Linked DNA regions of Homo sapiens: region 2 is linked to region 1. The links are chromatin loops, found by intact Hi-C in ENCODE. Cell type or tissue: endothelial cell of umbilical vein. All regions are shown on one strand. Each heading gives the region's core, and the rest is flanking DNA. Links, peaks and the distances in the headings are about the cores only.

Region 1 (10,356 bases), core at 1,070-9,069:
TTCTCTGACTCCAGCTCAAGGATATGGCCAACGGGGAATAACCCAATTTGGGTGAGTTTTGTGAATATCATCAGAGACATCTGAAATAAACGTCATCACCTCATAATAATCACCACCTCATCAGCTCTTAGAAAACCTTTTCAGACCTATTTTCTTTAAGGCTATACTGTTGCATAACTTTACAGCTCAGGCCTCAGTAAAATTCACATAGAAAAAAAGCTTGGTTTTTCTATAGCTCACCACATGTACAGAAACCTATGAGTATCTGGAAAAAGTGACACTGTGTGGTGAGACCAAATAATGTGTTTCTTGGTCAAACAATATTGATTTCAATGTTTTACCTCCTAGTTGCTTTCTATTTTAATAGAATATTATTAGTTAGCTTCAGGGGTTAGAGTAAGGGTCAGGTCAAAGTTTTCTACAAACACATTTTTCTTATTAAACTTAAAAAAGCTTACTAAAATTACTTCGCATTCAGATTTTAAAAAATAAACATCAACATACACAGCACATATATCACAATATTCTGCTTGAGAAACCCACAACAAGCCCATAACTTACCTCCATTTTTAGTTTTTCCCCAAATCTCTTTTCCTGGTGGTAAATGTTCCAAAGGATCTGAATAATAATTTTTTACAGCTATCTGTATCATGTATGTTGAAAATGGTTGTAAATCTTCAATAAGAGCTATACTGTCCTGAAATTCCTGTAATTGATTTTTTAAAAATCAACATCTTATTTTTAACATTTTATACAAATTGGTAGAAATTATTTAATCAAAGAGAGAACAAAGTTAAAGGCTCAAAAAAATTAATTTATTTTAAATTCTGGATTATTAATGGTAATACCACTGTCCAATCTACCCAGACCTGAGTTGTTCAATGTTTCCAAGAATAAATACCAAATGATTGGTAGCCTTCAGTTGGTTTTGTGGCATAAATTGTTTCACATGGGAAGTTAAATTCCTAGAAGAGGACACTATTTCATTAACATTGTATTAGAAATTCAGCAAGATGGTAGAAAACATGTGACACATATGTGAATACAATAAAATATTTTTATAGTATCTAATCACTCTTAGAAATAAAGTTTAAGAGAGTAAAAAGACTTTCCTTAGACCAATGGTTCTCAACTTTGTTTATACTTTGCTATCATCTGGGAAGTTTTAAGAAACTACTATGCCTGGGTTCTATTGCCAGAGATTCTGATTGAGTTATCTGGGGTGAAGCCTAGATGCAGAGTGTTTTGTTTTTTTTTTTTAAAGCTTCGATGTGCCGCCAAGGTTGAGAACCACTGTCTTAGACCACTGTTAATCAATGAGAAGACAATAAGATAGATTAAATTTAATAACAGACATGACCAGTGCTGCCAAGTCCAATCTTGGCCAGCCAAATGATCTATCTGAAATTACTTATTTTAGAAATGTGTAAAAAGGGTTAATTAGACAAAATTAAGGAAGGAATGAAAAATCACATACACTTTATGGGAAAACATATAGTGTTTAACATCCAACAGTTAGTCAATTTCACCTTTTGAACAGGCTAAATAAAGCCAAGCACAAAGCAAAATATTGGATATATGTGATTCCATCACTAAGACAACTGAAATACTAATGAATACATTTCATCATTTCAATGATTGAATGAATAGTGCCAATTCATTCAAGAAATAGTTAGTGAATGCCTACACAGTGCCACTAACTGTGCTAGGTGCTAGGCATACAATGATGACTAAAAACAGTATCTGCATAGCAGTATATTTCTCTGCACATAGGAAACAAAAGACAAAATATAATGTACAATTTTTATATTAGATAAATGCTGTGGAGAAGAGGTATAAGGCAATGTTCTTTCCGTCCAGTTCATTTCTTACTCTTCAATCTTCAGTCTGCTCCATAGGCTGCAAAAATAATTCTCTATCATTCTCTCTGAGGATAATTAGATAATCAGGGAGGGGAATAAACCCAATTCTTTCTGGACACTCAGAAAACGGTTACCATGGCAATCCATCAATGGGCAAGAGTTGATATACTTCCTTGAAGCTTAACTTACTCCCAGTCAAGAAAACTAGAACACAATATGTTTTGATGAATCATTAGCTGTAAAAAAGTTGCGTACTAGTCCATTTCAGAACATATAGGAAATACTTTACTATGGCTCATAATTTTATATCAAAAAAGAACATCTTGTGAAAAGACAAAGACCACTAGTTCCAATCTTACCAGAATTCTATATTTCAAGTCAGAGCTGTTTTTCCTGTCATTAACTTCTGCATAATAAACCAGGTATGTTGGAGTAGGGCTGGTGATGCCATACCATGTGAGGTTTGTCTTGGCCAGAGGTAATCTGATTGTGAGGCTAGTGTTAGTGGCATTAAGTATAGTTGGTTCCACAGTGTCTGAAGCTAGAGACAGAAACGCTTTATCTAAAATAAGAAGAAACCAAAAGATTAAATATCTATACTATATATATGAGAGGAAAAGCAGATTTTTAACAAGAATAATATCAAAGCTTAGAAAGAAATTTGTAGAGCATACATAACTTTTGCTTGAAAACATAAATATGAAAATGATTTGAAATAATATTCTCTTTGAAGAAACAAAAATGGCTGCAGCTTGATACTGTGTGTAGTATGTGTAGTATGTACTGCTACAGTCTACCCAATGTCCTCTCCTTTTCTTCAAGTTCATATATATCTGATATTGTTCAGGGCAGTATGCTGGGAGGAAAAACTGTTTCTGAAGTTTGATTGCAGCCCAGACAATCATGTGACACGGTCTGGTTAGTCAGATGTGCTTATCACTGTGGCGCACCTCTGTCCTTCACCCTCCCCCAACCCAGGAGGCGGACACTATGCAAGAGGGGCGGCAGCCATCTTGTGAGAATTGAATAAAGGACTCACTAAGGATGTTTGGGGAAAGATCAAGTCCAGGTGATTGATGGCATTGTGGAGCTCCCTGGCCACCGCTTACAACCAAACACCTTGCACGCTGCACAACTCCAGGGAGCCCCAGTCACAGAGACTACAATGGAAATGGTCTGTTCTAGACCAGTGCAGTAGCGCAACCATACCGCAGGCTTAAGCCTCGAAAAATCGCAGATCTGTCACTTGCAGCTGAACACAACTTCTTGACCTATTCACTCTCAGTCTTTATGTAAAACATCACCTAAAAATGTAGCATAATTACATAATATGCAAATAACTCCAAATATGATTTTAATATGAAATCTAACAATCTTACACCAGTTAGCCAACTCTTTAACTCATTGTGCGTGGCACTGTGCAATCTGGCTCCTGCCCGCATATCCAGTCTCTGCTATGCAAAGCCATCCTTCACTCTAACCACAGTACACTATCTACACACTGCAGGACTTCTACCCCTCCAACCCTTCACATAGGTAGTCTCTTCAGGTTGGAATGATCTTCCCCATCTGCCTAACCTTACTTAAGCCTCAATTCATGCATCATTTTTCCTGGGAAGCCCTTTCTGCCTTCCTATTCCAGGTGAAGGACATCTCCTCTCTGTCCTCACTCCACTTCACGTGTTCTTCTACCAGTGCACTAGCCACATGTGATTTTGGTTTTGGTTTTCTTTTGCTGCTTTCTTTTCTTCATCTAGCACTAGAATGTAACTATCTTTGGCTGAGACTGTGCTTGAATTATCTTTGTTCCACCAGAGCCCCAGGAGGGTGCCTGACATATATTAGGTATTTAGTATGTGTTGTCGATCCTTATGAATTCATATTAGCCACATATAAAATACAACCTTTGCATTCAGCAAGTAAGAAAATTAGGGGGTAAATGTCTAAGTGACAAAAACTTGATGAAGCCAGCTCCTTCACTTGCTAACTTTTTTGTCTTGGGAAGGTTACTCCAGCTCTTCTGTAAACAGAGACAATGGCCTGCTTTACAGATATTTATATATCACTCTATCCCTAGCACATGGTAAGAACATTAAATAAATGTTAGCTATTACTATCATCATTACTGAGACTAAAATGAAAAGTTAGAGAAAATAATGCTGGTCTGGTCTGGGAATTCCAAATATGAATTCCAAAATGCAGGAAAAAATGTTTAAAATTAGAAGTACATCGAAAATCTCCAACAACAGTGTCAAGGGCACTGTGAACCTAAGTTTGAGGACATTTGGAAAGTATGGGGGTTTAGAGATGGATAACCTTACTAAAGTTACAAGATGAACCACTCTTCAGTTCAACCAATATTTATCCAATATATTCAGTTTGTACTGATTTCTGATCTGAACAGAGAATGGGATACACATGTGAGCAATCAGAGCAATTATCTAATTCAAAAGTCATTGGTAATTTTGTCGTTCTTTTATTTAATTGATATAATATGACATGTTGAAGTGTCAGAAACATTATTCAGGACAGAAAGACAGGTTTTTCCCTTACATTTTTTTTTTTATCCCATACATTTTGAAGATAATTGAATACCTTCAGAAAAAAAGGACCAAGATAACTTGTAATTGCTTAAAATTTCCAGCAGATGGAGGTAAAGTATTCTTAATAATGTACCTAGAAACTAGCAACATAAAATAGACTCCATTTTTTAAAGAAAATAATGAGTATTAATCATACTCTTAATGAGTTCCAGTTTAAAAAAAAAACTCATGCCACTCTTGGGACTTCATTTTGGAGCGTGTTTGTGTATGTGGCTGGGAGGAGGATATGTGTGTGTGTCGTTCAACTTCAGATACTGCATGGACGTCTTTTTTTTTTGGTAAGACTTTATTTTTTAGTCAGTTTTAGATTCACAGCAAAATTGAGAGGAATGTACCAAGATTTCCCAGATACTCCTTTTCTCCACACATGCATAACTTTCCCCCATTATCAATACCCCTACCAAAGTAGTACATTTGTTACAATCAATGAGCCTACAATGACATCATTATTACCCAAAGTCTATAGTTTACATTAGAGTTCAGTTTTGTATTGTACATTTTACGGGTTTGGACAAATGTGTAATGAGCTGTATCCACCATTATAGTATCACATAGAATAGTTCCACTGCCTTCAAAGTCCTCTCTGCTCTGTCTATTCGCCACTTCTTCCCCCAGCCTTCTCGCAACTAGTGATCTTATTACTGTCTACATAGTTTTTTACTTTCCCAGAATGTCATATAGTTGATATCAGCCTTCCCCAACTTTGTTCTTCTCCTTCAATACTGTGATAGCTACCTATTCTAGGTCTTTTGCCTCTCCATATAAACTTTAGAATCAGTTTGTTAATATCTACAAAATAACTTTAGCTGGGATTTTCATTGGGATTTTATTGAATCTATAGATAAGTTGAGAAGAAATGACATCTTGACAATATTGAGTCTTCCTATCTATGACATGGAATATCTCTATACTTATTTAGCACTTTGATTTCTTTCATCAGGGTTTTATAGTTTTTCTCATATAGATTTTTGTGCATATGCTGTTAGATTTATACCTAAGTATTTCATTTTCTGTGGGTGTTAATGTAAATGATACTGTGTGTTTAATTTCTAATTCCACTTGTCCATTGCTGGTATACAGGAAAGTGATTGAGTTTAGTATATTAACCTCGTGTCCTGCAAACTTGCTATAATCACTTATGAGTTCCAGGAGTCTTTTTGTCAATTCTTTCAGATTTTCTACATAGATGATCATGTCATCTGTGAACAAAGACAGCGTTATTTCTTCATTCCCAATCAGTATACCTTTTCTTGTATTGTATACCTTTTCTTGTATTGTTGCATGCTGTGACTTCCACTGCAGTGTTGAAAAGAAATTGGGAGAGGGAACATCCTTACCTTGTTTCTGATTTAGTGAGAAAGCCTCTAATTTCTCACTATTAAGTAATGATGTTAACAACAAGTTTTTTTATACATGTTCTTTCTCAAGGAAGTTACCCCTATTCTTAGTTTGCTGAGGATTTTTCATCCTGAATCCGTGTTGAATTTTGTCAAAAGCATTTTCTGCATCTATCAATGTGACCGCCTGATTTTTCCTCTTTAGTCTGTTGATATAGTGGACTACATTAATTGATTTTCAAATGTTGACTCAAACTTGCATAGCTGGGATAAATCCCACTTGACTGTGATATAAAACTATTTTAATATATTGCTCGATTTGATTTGCTAATATTTTGTTCAGGACTTTTGCAATTCTTGCAATATTCAAGAGAGACACCGGTCTAAAATTTTCTTTTCTTGTAATATATTTGTCTAGTTTTGGTTTTAGGGTAATTCTGGCCTAGAATAAACTCATTCATTGGCCTAATTGGAAGTAGGCCCTCTGGTTCAATTTTCTGAAAGACATTGTAGAGATGGTATAATTTTCCCATAAATGTTTGATAGAATGCATCATTGAATCCATCTGGCCCAGGTGCTTTCTATTTCAGAAGGCTATTAATTATTGATTCCACTTATTTAATAGATGTGGACATATTCAGATTGTCTATTTCTTCTTCTGTGAGTTTTGGCATATTGTGTCTTTAAAAGAATTGGTCCATTTCATCTAGGTTATTAAATTTGTGAGCATAGAGTTGTTAATAGTATTCCTTGATTATCCTTTTAATCTCCATGGGTTCTACAGAGATGTCCCCGCCTTCATTTCTACTATTAGCAATTTGCATCCACTCTCTTTTTTTCTTAGCCTGGCTAGAGGCTTATCAATTTTATTTATCTTTTCAAAGAACCAGTTTTTGGCTTCATTGATTTTTCTCTATTGATTTCCTGTTTCAATTTCATTGATTTCTACTATACTTCCTTTTTATTTTTTCTTTTGTTTTAGTTTTGTTTCTTATTATTATTTGGGACTTAATTTACTCTTCTTTTTCTAGTTTCCTAAAGTAAAAGCTTAAATAATTTTAGATCTATTTTTTTAATACATGCAGTCAGTGCTGTAAACTTCCCTCTAAGCACTGATTTTACTGATTCCCGTAAGTTTTGATGTTTTGTTTTCATTTTTAGTTCAAAATATTTTTAATTTGAGATTTCTTCTTTTACCCATTTGTTATTTAGAAATACGTTGTTTAATCTCCAAGTGTTCTGAGATTTTCCAGCTATCTTTCAGTTATTGAGTTCTAGTTAAATGGCATTGTAGTCTGAGGACAGATATTGTATGATTTCTATTCTTTTAAATTTGTTGAAGTGTATTTTATGTTCTGTCTTGGTGAATGTTCCATGTGAGCTTGAGAAGAATGTTTATTCTGCTGTTGTTGGAAAAATTATTAATAGTAGATAGATGTCCATTACAGCCAATTAATTGATGGTGTTATTGAGTTCATCAGTATATCCTTAGTGATTTTTTTTCTGCTGGATTTGCCCATTTCTGATAGATGTCGTGAAGTCTTCAATGGTGATAGTGGCTTCATCTGTTTCTTGCAGTTCTATCAGTTGTTGCCTCATGTATTTTGATGCTCTGTTGTTAGAGATATATGCATTAAGGATTATTACATCTTCTTGGAGAACTGATCCCTTTATCATTATGTAATGTCCCTCTTTATCCCTTATAACTTTCCTTGCTCTGAAGTCTGCTGTCTGAAATTGTTTCTTCTTTCATTTGATTAGCGATAGCATGATATACTATCTCCATCCCTTTACTTTTGATCTATATGATGTGTCTTTATATTTAAAGTGGGTTTCTTATAGACAATGTATAGTTGAGTCTGTTTGTTGATCCACTCAAACAACTTCTGTCTTTTAGTTGGTGTATTTAGACCACTGATGTTCAAAGTGACTACTAATATAGTTAAATTAAGATCTACCATATTTGTTATTATTTTTCATTTGTTGCCCTTGTTCTTTGTTCCTACTTTTGTCTTCCACTTTTTTTCTGACTTTTGTGGTTTTATTTGAGCATTCTAAATGATTCTATTTACTCTCCTTTCTTGGGAATCAGTTATACTTTTCTAAAAATATTTTTCAGTGATTTGCCCTTGAATTTGCAATGTATATTTACAACTAATCCAAGTCCACCTTCAAACAACACTATACCACTTCACAGGTTTGCAGTACCTTATAATAACAAAATACTCCCAAGTCCTCTTTTCTATCCCTTGTGTCACTGCTGTGATTCATTTTGCTTAATATAAATATAAATATACACATATATATATGCACACATACATACATAAGTGGATATAATTGAATATGTTATTGCTATTACTATTTTGAACAAACTATTATCCATTAGGTCAGTTAAGAAAAAGAAAAACTTTTACTTTACTTTCACTTATTTATTCTCTAATGCTCTTCCTTTCTTTATGTAGATCTGCATTTCTGATCTATATCATTTTTCTTCTTTCTAAAGAACTTCTTTTAACATTTCTTCCAAAGCAGGTCTACTGATAACAAATTCTCTCAATTTTTGTCTGAGAATGTCTTTATTGCTCCTTCTCTTTTGAAGGATAATTTCACAGGGTATGGAATTCTAGGTTAGTGTTTTTTTCTCTCAACATTTTAAATATTTTACTTTTCTCTCTTCTTGCTTATATAGTTTCTGAGGAGAAGTTGGATATAATTCTTATCTTTGTTCCTCTATAGGTTAAGTATTTTTTCCTCTGGCTTCTTTCAGAATTTTTTTTCTTTATCTTTGGTTTTCTGCAGTTTGAATATGATAGGCCTAGTGTAGATTTTGGCATTTATCCTTCTTGGTATTCTTTGAGCTTCCCATACCTGTAGTTTGGTATCTGACATTAATTTGGGGAAATTATCAGTCATTATTTTTCAAATATTTCCTCCAAATATTTCTTCTGTTCCTTTCTCTCTTCTTTTTCTAGTATTCATATTATACCTATCTTACACCTTGTGTAGTTTCCCCACAGTTCTTGAATATTCTGTTTCGGTTTTTTTCCTTTTTTTTTTTTTTTTTACCTTTATAGTTTTGCAGGTTTCTACTGAGATATTTTCAAGCTCAGAGATTCCTTCCTCAGCCACATCCAGTCTACTATTAAGCCCATCAAACATTCCTCACATGTTACAGTGTTTTTATCTCTAACATTTCTTTTTTTTCCTCAAATATCCATATCTTTGCTCACATTGACCATCTGTTCTTGTATACTGACTACTTTATCCATTAGAGCCCCTAGCATATTAATCATAGTTGTTTTAAATTCTCAGTCTGATAATTCTAACATCCCTGCCATATTTAAATGATTGTGATAGTTCCTCTATCTCTTCAATCTGTGTTTTATGCCTTTTAGTATGCCTTGTAATTTTTTCTTGATAGCTGAATATGCTGTACTGGGTGAAAGCAACTGCTGTAAATGGGCCTTTAGTAATGCGGTGGTAAGGTGTAGGGGAAGGGGAGGCATTTTATAGTCTTAGATTAGATCTCAGTTAACTTCAAGTGGGTTTTTGCTTTGCTTTTCGACTGTGAACTTCACAGGTTCTTTTCAGTCCCCCCACCCCACTTAGGTGGGACACGACGGCTGGAGTGGGCTGGGGTTGGGCACTTCTCTTTACCCAGGTCAATTAAGCTCTGATAAAACCCGAGCAGGTCCAGCTGTGATTAGTGTATCTTGAATGCAGCCCTTGTTAAGAAGAACAGAATGCTCTGGTGCCTTTCAAAATTTTTCCTTTTCCCTTCTCTCTGTGGGAAGCACAAGGAGATTCTCTAAGAAAAAAACCAGTTAAAGCTCCTGGAGGTAAAACTTATAAAATGAAGCCCTCCTATGACAGGATGCCCCTCGAGTTTCTAACTCTCAGAGTTACCCACACTGAGCCTCAAGCAATTCATCAATTACAGTTTGGATTTTTCTACCACTAACACTGCTTTCTAAAAAGATTTCAGCTCATGGGTTTTTGCTCTGGTAAATTGTAATTCTCTGTATTTACCAATCTGTCTTTCCAACTGGGGACAGCAGTTTGCTCTGTGACCTCACTTCTCTTGTGGATCCAAGAAGAGCTGTTAAGTTTTCAGTTTGCTCAGACTTTTACTTGTTTTTGGGTGGAGTGGCAATTTCTAAGCTTCTGGGCCAGAAACCAGAAGCCACATGAACTTTTAAAATCTCTTAAATTTCTCAAAGTGAAAAATAAATTATTTTACAAAAATACAAAGTAGGCTTTATTTATAAATTTTAACATTTTTCAATTTACATATTTTATAACTGAAAACATTTAAACAAAGAGAGTTTATGTCATTCATATCTGTCCCTCTCCAGAGGAGAGTTATAGTTAATTTAGAATGATATTTGCACCTTAGTGGCAAAGACGGCTTTGACAAAATACCAATGAGGCCATGCAATTCTGTTTTTGTTTTTGTTTTCAGACGAGTCTCGCTCAGTCGCCCAGGCTGGAGAGCAGTGGCGCAATCTGGGCTCACTGCAAGCTCCGCCTCCCAGGTTCAATCCATTCTCCTGC
Region 2 (10,356 bases), core at 1,195-9,194, 560 kb after region 1:
GTCTTTAGTCTTAGGGCATAGCCCTTATTACATGGTTCTTATACTTAGGGTATGGCCTTTTTAAGAGTTTCTACAAAAGTCTGGGGACTCACCAAGTATTCTCTACAATCACTGTGCCTGAATGCCAACCTATATTCCTTTCAGCACTATGCTGCCTCTGAAATCTCTTTTCAGCCCTCTAGCTTCTGAGCAGCTTTCTTTGCTTGATCTCCCAGACTCTTGTGCTGCACATATATAGCATAAAAGTTGGCTCTGAGGGGAATTTTCACACAGTGTTTTTAAGGTCCTTCTTTTAGGTCCCTCCTTTTTGGAACTCTGCCCACCAAATTCCAGTTGCCTTTGCAGCTCTGAATTCCCATCTCTGTCCCTTTTACCCAGTGAGACTGCCACTCTGATTGGGCACTGTTTCTCTACACTGTCATCTGGAAAATGCCCATAGGGTGAAAGCTGGGATGAACATGGGCTCATCTAATGTGCTTCATTTCTGATGTGTTTCTGTTCCCCAAAGAATCATAGTCTTATATTGACTCCTGTCCAATATTTTATCCAGCTTTTAGAATTGAATTGTTCACATGGGAAAGTTAATTCCAATAACAGCCACTCTATCATGACCAGGTCCAGATCAATTCGTTTTTAAAAATAGTTTTTATGCCAGATATTCTCTCTCTTGCTATATATATTAGAAATTATAAACATTAGAAATTATAAACATGATTTTATATAATACATATCATAAAAATATAACCATGTTTTATGTTTATAAAATTATAAACATTAGAAATTTTATATATGATTTTATATATTATAAAATCATAGATGTAATCATGTTTTATATATTTATAAAATTATAAATATTAGAAATTATATATATTTATATATTATAATATATAAAATCATAATTTCTAATGTTTATGTGTTTTGAAAGGTATATACCTTATCCCCATTTTTTTTTTTTTTTTTTTTTTGAGACGGAGTCTCGCTCTGTCGCCCAGGCTGGAGTGCAGTGGCGGGATCTCGGCTCACTGCAAGCTCCGCCTCCCGGGTTCACGCCATTCTCCTGCCTCAGCCTCCCAAGTAGCTGGGACTACAGGCACCCGCCACTACGCCCGGCTAATTTTTTTGTATTTTTAGTAGAGACGGGGTTTCACCGTTTTAGCCGGGATGGTCTCGATCTCCTGACCTTGTGATCCGCCCGCCTCGGCCTCCCAAAGTGCTGGGATTACAGGTGTGAGCCACCGCGCCCGGCCCTTATCCCCATTTTTAAAGATTAGGAAACTTATGCTCAGAAAATCTGAGATAATTGCCTAAAATTAACCCAGTTTGTTAATGGAGCTGGAATTGGAACTGAGATTACTTGGGCTCCAAGTTCCACCTACCTAGCCCTAATAACTCAGTGTATAAATTCCACACAAAAGTCATTACAATTTTACCCACAATTTTCCATCAGTATTTTTATGTATTAAAATATTTAGAAGGAGAGAATATTGAAGTCACTGGCTGAAATAATTGATGTTTGTATAAGGATCTTTCTCCCTTATTCAGATATTTGATAACTGATTGTATGTAAAATAGTAAGCGCTTCTGAGATATCATCATCTATAGAATTTTTTCCTAATATCTTAGGATATTAAGATAATCCTACTCATTTAGAGGAAATTGATACTACTGAATAATTCCTTCACTGAATGTGGCAAACTTCCTGTCAACAGAGACTTACCATGTCACCATGACAAAGACATACCAAACCAGGCTTTTGGACATGGAATACTCTGCAAATAATACTTAGAAATTTTAAACTCATCAAAATGTAGTCTGACTCTGCAAAATTAGCCCTTATCCACAACTAACAGCACTAATCTCTAATCCTCCATCTCTCTTAGCAAAAAGGTCAATTATAAACCTACACAGTATTCTGGGTTTACTCCAAAGGAATAAGTTTCCAAAATGCAAAACAAAAAAATTACATAAACAGAAACATCGTGTAGAATGTGTGAACAGTCTTTGATATCTGTTGCCTAGTGTCTGTTTCCCTGCTCTGTGCATATTTTCATATCCACTAATACCATTTATAGACTATCTTCATTGATGATGATTGTTCACTGAAGTTCTGTGCTTTAACATGCCAATTATTGTATCCATTTCTTGGATGTAAATTGATTTACCCATTCTACTCCTCTGCCATTTCCCCTCTCCACAAATTTTTCACCAGTTTTGCCTGGCTTTCTCTCCCATTCAAGTTCTATTATGTGAATCAAAACCACAAAGCTCTATCATTCTGGAGGCCATAGATTCAGTACTACATGTTGAGAAGATTCAATCTGACTTAGGAGATAAAGAAAAAGATTAAAAGAATGATACGGGGAAAGCATATGGCCACTGGTCATTTGCAGCAGCACAAGCAATTCCAGATAGTTGTTCAGCAATTTGGGGAGGATCATCAGTTACCTCTGGTGCATGACTGTGAAGCTTTTTTCTCAATAACGTGCACAGGTGCAGTCTATGCTAAACAGATTAGTCAGTGCCTGGTGACTCTGACATAGGCCAAACTTCACTCTTCCCCACATCAGTGGACATGTCTTCAAAATGAGAAACACTAAAGAAGGTATAGCTGATAGCCAACTTCTGCTTCCTTAAGGAATTCAACAGAACTAGTCTGTGCCTGAAGAGAAATTCGGGTGATATAATGGTAAGAGAGGCAGAATTTTTTGTGGCATGGAAATTCTGCAATAGCATCATACCACTAACCACAGCTGACAAAGAGGAGGTAAACTGAGAAGTAGGCATGTCCCTGGAACCCACATGCCACCACTGAAAACTACATACAGATCCTTAGCCCATTGCCTTCATCTCCCTTCCTTTTGGTCAGAGCTCGTGAACTGATTTTGAGGTCAGGGATGGACAAAAGTCTTGCAGCAGGAAAAAGGGAAGCAGCCCTTTTCTACATCTTTTATGTTTAATTTCATGTCAGACACACCATTATGACACTTGGACATTTGACTCCTGTTTACTTACTTCACAAATGTTATCTAGCTACTTAAATATTTTTTTCTTTTAGAGATGGTGTCTTGCTATGTTGCCCAAGCTGGCCTCTACCTCCTGGGCTCAAGCCATCCTCCTGTCTTAGCATTAAGAGTAGCTGGGACTACAGGCACACACCAACACACTTGGCGGTTAGCTACTTTCTAAGAAATGAGCATGGAGTACAGAATCAGAGGATAAGAAGGGATCTGATGCTGTATTCCCCCAGAAATGGAGTAACAAAAGCATAAGGCTTGAGTCTGCATTGAGGTCTTACCAACAAGATCGAAATTTTACATCTCTCATCTTGTTGTTCTTTCATCTTGGTTTTCTCCCTTCCTGACTCAGAGGAGATGTAGAGCATTTGGATTTAGTAGTCCCTCTAGAGAAATGACCAGATGCAAATGCAGACATTGAAGTGCAGACACAGCACTGAGTCGTGATGTGCCAAAAACATTCAAAGGGAGGCAAGCCAAATGTGAAGGAAGAGGGCACTGAAGCAACCAGTTATTCAAGGCAGACACCTGAAATTACCATAAATGTTGTTTTAATAGAGAGACTTCTACCACGATTTGCTGCCAGGTTCAGCTGAAGTGCATTTTATTCATGTCTGCTACATTCGGTGGGTCCACTAAGGGTAAATTTATTGCCACTATTGGAATTTTAATGCCCAAGAGGCTACAAGCCTTGGTCCTGTTTGTAATAATTCTTCAGAGTGTCCTGTGCAAATCTGAGGTGGAAAAATCAGAGAATGAAAGGTTGTTGAGAAAGAACAGGACGACATTTTAATTATAAAAGGGAAAATGTTCCAATTGGGGTTAATTTCTGTAGAAAGAAACCTCAGGGATATTTCAGGTAGCAAGTAGGTTTTACAGAATTGAAATATAGATTGAAGAGATTTTGCAAATACCCGTTTTCTCATATTTTTGATGATTAAAAAAAGACTCCGAATTTTGTTAAAGGAATTGGACCTTGTTAACTGAACAAAGAATCCCATCTTATTTATATCCTTCCATATTCCTTTTCTCCTCTGTTGAAAGGACATAGTCCATTCCTTTTTTGAGTGTTATTTTCTCCCCAATTCCCTCTCTCAGTGGCAAATCCTATCACTGGTATTTTTAATTTGCTGGTTTCAGAGCATTTGGATTCAGTAGTGGTATCAGCATGCCTTTGTGTGAACAAACTTACCTGTTAAACTTACTCAATTCCCTGCACTGAAGCGAAGAGTTTTTTAAAATGCATATCATTTTTCAAGGCAAGATCCCTATCTAAACAGTCTAAATAAAGGAAAATTTGAAAAATATCTCTCTTTCAAGAATCGATTATTAATTGGGATCCGGATCAATTGGTATAAGAATGCCCGGGACAGAGAGTCAGTTTCCATTGGTAGAAATATGGTCCAAGATTTCTGTGGCAGATACACAGGACTTTCCCTTTTGGAGTTGGGGGACTATTAAAGGAGCTGTTAGGCTCCCCTGCTGCGTGGTTTACCTCATTTAAGTCTTACAACTCCCCTGGGAGAAAGACATGAGTAGTCTCGCTGCACAGAGAAGAATGTCTCAGAATTTAATTGCTTAGAGTCTCTGCGGATAAGTTTCAGATGTGCCACTGAAACTCAAATCTGCCTACGTTCCTTTCACAGCACTACATTGCCTCAAATGGAGACGTTTTGAGTTGGTCTGATATGCTTTTTCCAGTTCCCAGAATTGATTCTTTGTGAGAAGTAGTTTTTTCTCCCATTTCCACCAGGCCAATTATGGCGAATGTAGTAGGAGCAACATCTAGGATTCTCCGTTTGGGTTTCTAATCCGGGGCCGGCACCTGTCTCGGCGTCCTGCCGCTGTCCCAGGCCGGTGGTGCTGGATTCCGCGGCGCTTGGGCAGAAACGAGGAATCCCCGCCAACTCCACAGGGAGGATCTATTCCCAGCCCCCTTATCCCCCTAAAAAACACCCAAACCAAAACAATCACCACAACCTAGACCGTGGGCCTCTGCGGACGGGGCAGTAGAGGGTCGGGGGCAACAAGGCACCTCGGCAGCGCCCTCTGGCGAGAGGAGAGCGCGCAGGTCCCCCGCCCGCGCCCCGCTCTGCCGCCGCCGCCGCCGCCGCCGCCGCCGCCGCCGGCGCCCCCGCCCGGCTCTCCGGGTTCACCCTCGGTCTCTCACTCCGTGAGACACAGACGGTAGCTTTCCGACCGAGCGGGGCACAGGCTGAGGCGGCGCCAGCACAACTGCCGCCGCGCGCCCCGAGGAGACCCGGGCACGAGGAAACAAGGAGAAATCAGGACTCCTTCCCCGGAACCGACCGGCAGCTCCGCGCCCCCGCGCGACACCCTTCGCAGCCACTTCGCGGGGCGGGCCAGGACTTGGGGACGCGGCTCGGGAAGAGCCGGGGCGGGCGGCGGCGGCGGCGGCACGGGCGCGAGGGTGCGCGCACTGGGACTGGAGAGGAGTGAGTGGCGGGCTGGGCGGCGGCGGCCGTAGCCGCGGGTGCCTCCCCGCCTCACCGCTTCGCAGGCAGCACCGCCTCCCGGGCCGCGGCCGCCCGGCCGGGTCCTCTGCGCGTTCCCGGGCCCGGAACCGGCACACGATGCACCCGGCTGCGTTCTGATCGCCGCCGCGCCTCAGCCTCTGCCGCGATGATCCCCCCTGAGCAGCCGCAGCAGCAGCTGCAGCCGCCGTCGCCAGCCCCGCCGAACCATGTGGTGACCACCATCGAGAACCTGCCGGCCGAGGGCAGCGGCGGCGGCGGGAGCCTGTCCGCCTCCTCCCGGGCTGGCGTGCGCCAGAGGATCCGCAAAGTGCTGAACAGGTGAGCGGCGGCGCCGGGCGAGGGCGCGGGGGGCGGGGGCTGCGGGCGCCCGGCTCCGGGTCCCCTCCGTCCCTGGGGCGGCCCACGGGTCCTTTGGGACGGGGTTGCGGCCGGAGGAGACTGAGGAGATCGGGCGACGACGCGCTCCGCGGGCGCAGAGAGGCCGCGGCAGCTTTGTCCCGGCGCAGGGAGCCCTGGAGTGGTGGAGCTGCAGCTGGTCCGAGGCGGGAGTTCGGGGAGAGGCGGGGTTTTTCGTACCTAGCCACCCTGTATGTGTGTCCGCACTCACACCCTCCATACGCGTGCCGCCTCACTTCCCTTTCCCTCTCGCACCCCGGCTTTGCGATCGGGGGTCGGGGGGACGCGGGGACCCGGCCAGGGCTGAGGAGGGAGGCGCGGGGCTGCAGAGATGGCGTGGAAGTCCTGGGCCTCGTGCTGTCCTCCGCCCCGCCCCGCCCGGGGGCTTCGACCCCTTGCCGGGGGAATGGGGTCGCAGCGACAGCCTAGCAGGCGGAGGGAACCCACTTCTCCAGCCTGACGCTCCAGTCGCCTCTCGGACTCTTCCTGGCTGGGAGCAGCGAAGAGAGGGCTAGAGGCCTGGAACAGACCCAGCAAAGTGCAAAACATTGCGGGCAGGGTGTGAGCCGGCGGCGCCCAGTTATTCCGAAGCGCCCATGCCGGAGGGGGCGGGTGCCGATCGCCGGCGCCTCCAGTGCTGGAATCTGCGTAGTGGATTCAGGACGTTGACGTTTTAGGATGAGGACCTGGGTTGACGTGAAAATGGGGGTACCTCTGGCACCTCTGACTCAACTGTGATGTGAAAGGGACTTTTTCTACTTAAGTAACTTGAAATGGTTGACGAGCTGACACCTTAAAAAATTGTATAGGGAATGGGTTTTGTGTTCTTTTTTGTTTGGATGCGTGGGTGCCTTTCGATGCATCTGTAGGGGTAACTGTTCCAGTCGCTCTGTTCATACAGGTTTCTGTGTGGCATTGTGTTGGGTAGCAGAGATTCCCAACGAATTCACACGGAACTGTCTGGGGCTCAAAGCTCTGGTGGGAGTACAAACTATGTACAGAAATAGAATCTTGAGAAATATCCTTATTTTGGGAGTATAGTTTAATTTAGTTATATCAAATCCCGAACCATTCAAGAATCCCTGGTGGGGAATTAATGCGTGCGTTAGTTTATTTGCGGGTACTTCTGTAGCTTTCCATTTATTATCAAACAGAAAGAAATTCACTCTGACGGGAGACAGGAGTTGGTAATAGAACTAAGTCTTTGATTTGTAGCTGAGAATACCACCTTCCAAAAGATAAAGTAGAATAAAGCAAGAAGACGCTGGCTCAGTACATATTATGTGGGTTTTGTATTTTTTATGAATACCTGTGAGTTTTTTTTTCAATTGCAATTACCTTGTCATTGGCTGTTTAAATTTTTAATCACAATATATTTTAATTATTATTATTTCTCATCAAACTAGAAAATATTGATGTAATATTTTGCTCAGTTTCTTTTTGCTCAATTATAAGTTATTACTGATTCCATGTAGGTTATTTCTTGATATGTAATGAATCATAGAGCCCAGAAAAACAAGATCACTGAGGTAGGAGTGAGGGGTATGTTGTCATCATACCTTGGCCAGTAGCTAGACAAGTGGTTTGCAGCAGAGCCATTTATCTGCTTGGTCTTGGTTTCTTCATTGTAAATTATGTTTAATAATACAGTACTTGTTTTACTTCCCTACCATGATTTTGAGAATTAGATAATGCTGAAGAAAACACTTGGAAAAGTATAAAGATCTACATGAATTAATGTATTCAACTCATTTTTTTTCTAAGGTAAGCCTATGGGGTAAACATAGGCAAATGAAGTTGAAGTCATGCTACGTTATGGGTAGAACCTTGTGTTTCTAATGAAACGATCTGTGACATGAGTTGTACTAGTCCCAGTGTATAGAGGAGGAACTTATACTTATGTTGGGTTGACGGCATTTCATCGCAGGTATACAACCGTGAATGGAACCCTAGGTTTGTAGCCTTTAGACTTAAGCTAAAACAATTATTTATTTATTTGTCTTTCAAAGTTATTCAAAATTTTCAATATAATATTTTGTATTGAGTAACTGGCTTTTCCTTATCCTTAAAGGATAAGAAGAAACTCTTTGTTTCAAGAAAGAACATTTTTAGTAAGGAGACTGAAAAATCTGAGCAAGTTTTAAAATCTCAATGGCATAATTTATTTAGCATGCTGATGGGCTTGGCTTTTGTGCCATAATTATGTCAATGAGAGCCTTAATAGTGGCTATAGAGTGATTAGGCTCTAGGTAAAAGTGAGAGTATGGGGGAGAGTGAATTTTTGAGATTCTGCAGAGTGCTTGGATGTGGCTCCCCTCTGGTTTGAACCCTCATGATGTGTTGGACTAGTCAGTAATGGATATCAGGCAGGCCCATTGGGGCCTAATCATAAGCATCTTTGTCAATTTTCTAAGAACTCACCATCTGCTTACTTTCTCCTTTTTTGCTTTCTTCTTTTCCTCTTCCTCCTTCCTGAATACTTCACCCACATTGCCCTGTCCACTCATTGTCTTCATTTGTCTTCTTTCCTCTACCCTTGGCATGCAGCAACTTAGCTCCTAGCAGAAAGTGGTTCCAAATCGGGAAGCTGGGAGCCAATATAAAAAATATCCCTCCAACTTTTGACATGCAGATATATGGTTAGCAGCATTCTATTGCTGTGGGCTGGTAGGGCTAGTCTCTTCAGTGACTGAAATGGGGGCTGTACCACTGTCAGCTCCTAGCATCCCACTGGGCCAAAGGGGTAATGCTGAGACACAGAGTGGTGCAATGGGACGAGAAATATTAGACTGTGAGCAAGCCAAGCCTGGCGAATTGCCTGCCATTGGTCACAGTCTACAGGAACAGCTATCTGACAACCCAGAGGAAGAACTGCAAACACATACGCTATCTATATCCTGTCTACCCAGGGAGAGTTAAAGAGAGAATTGCTCATCAATAATTAATTAAAGGTACTTCTTGCTCTCAAGAAGCTTAGAATGAAATATAGTGTTATCTTAATAAAATCTGCCTTACATTATTCAGCATCATTTTATTTCCATAGTATACTCCATAGCCTCTCCCCTTACTCTAAAGGCTTGTCGAGTTGGATTGCTGCATTTTGTACACAACAATTGGGGTATTTCATTGGTTGACTACTCCCTTTCTGTGAAACAGTTAGATTAGAATGTAATTATATTCAAGACTTGGTGAAAGAGGAGGCACTAGATAATTTTTTAAAATAATTAATGGGACATCACATTTTTTCCCCTGGTATACTCAAAATTGTTTTGGCAAAAGGATGCAAGAAACATGACAATTTAAATGCTGGAATAATTACTACTCCTTTAATATTCAAAATTGTGAACCAATCAATATATTGATTCAAACAAGGAAAAAATACGGCAAAGTCTTCTTCACATTTCCCTCCCCTCCCCTCCCCTCCCCTCCCTCCCTCCCTCCCTCCCTCCCTTCCTTCCTTCCTTCCTTCCATCCTTCTGGCAGGATCTTGGTCTGTTGCCCAGGCTGGAGTGCAGTGGCATGATCACAACTTATTGCAGCCTTGACTTCCTGGGCTCAAGTGATTCTCCCACCTCAGCCTCCCAAGTAGCTGGGAATACAGGTGCACACCACCATGCCTGGCTATTTTTAAAAAATTTTTAAATTTTTAGTAGAATCGAGGTCTCGTTCTGTTTCCCAGGCTGGCCTCAAACTCCAGGCCTCAAGTCACCCTCCCACCTTGGCCTTCCAAAGTGCTGCAATTGCAGACATGAGCCACTGTGCCTGGCCTTCCCTTATTTCTTAGCATGGTATAGTATATATTACCCTGCCACAGGCAATCAGAAAATGACGAAAAGAAAATACTTCAAGGGCAACAGTTGATGACCCTCTCAAAGAAACTGCTGATCAGGTAGATTTCTTAGACACATACAGGAGTAGCTACTGACCTACATATTAAAGTGCCTGAAGATTTTGTACTCTAAATGATTTCTTAATGAAATGTTTTTGAGAAATGAGTGATAGCTTGTTTTGTGTTTTGCATATGTGTGCTTTTATCTTTTCCCACATGAGTATTATTTTCAGTTGTTAACAGAAATATCTGTGAATTTCTTGTTTTGATACACTTTCTTCCCATTAAGACATACAGTGGGTTGTCTCAAATTATAAAGGGGTTTCTGCCTCTTTGAGTCTTATGGCGGGAATGTTTAATCATTAGAATGGAATCACTACTGATTCTGACTCATCCATTCATTTGATTTAGAATGAACTGATTTCCAACTTATATTTAGATTTATTTTCAAATTTCTGAAACCTTTTTGAATATAAACCAAAGATCGTTAAGGATATACATAGAAGAGTTTGAAGCAAGCCTACATAAAATCAATGTCCAAGTAGGAAACTTACCATGTAAAATGGGACAATATGTGTACATAGCCTTTCTGAGTCATTAAATAAGGTGGACAGAACAT

What was found. Hi-C counts contacts between places; a loop is a spot of excess contacts. Peaks named below come from ENCODE experiments on the same cell type or tissue, not always from the same donor. Only the 100,000 strongest peaks of a DNase experiment are listed, where the experiment ranks them.
Region 2: it touches region 1 in a loop (19-fold over the local background); 3 of 110 quality-filtered maps call a loop at or near these places.

Annotation. Positions count from the first base shown.
Region 1 is chr6:117,341,839-117,352,194 of GRCh38, forward strand. It overlaps ROS1 (ROS proto-oncogene 1, receptor tyrosine kinase), which reads right to left. Exons shown (of 44, transcript NM_001378902.1): 28 at 2,222-2,424; 29 at 562-706. Among named protein-coding and RNA genes, the nearest start is that of ROS1, 79 kb to the right of the region's middle. In endothelial cell of umbilical vein, for the core only: a CTCF peak has its summit at 4,499 (motif pointing right); no DNase peak of the experiment used is centred there.
Region 2 is chr6:117,902,070-117,912,425 of GRCh38, forward strand. It overlaps SLC35F1 (solute carrier family 35 member F1), which reads left to right and starts at 5,195. Exons shown (of 8, transcript NM_001029858.4): 1 at 5,195-5,830. The coding sequence starts at 5,658. LOC124901480 (a long non-coding RNA gene) reads right to left here and starts at 4,861. Exons shown (of 2, transcript XR_007059904.1): 1 at 4,207-4,861; 2 at 3,590-3,748. In endothelial cell of umbilical vein, for the core only: a CTCF peak has its summit at 5,042 (motif pointing left); no DNase peak of the experiment used is centred there; H3K4me3 peaks cover 1,432 bases; H3K27me3 peaks cover 1,186 bases.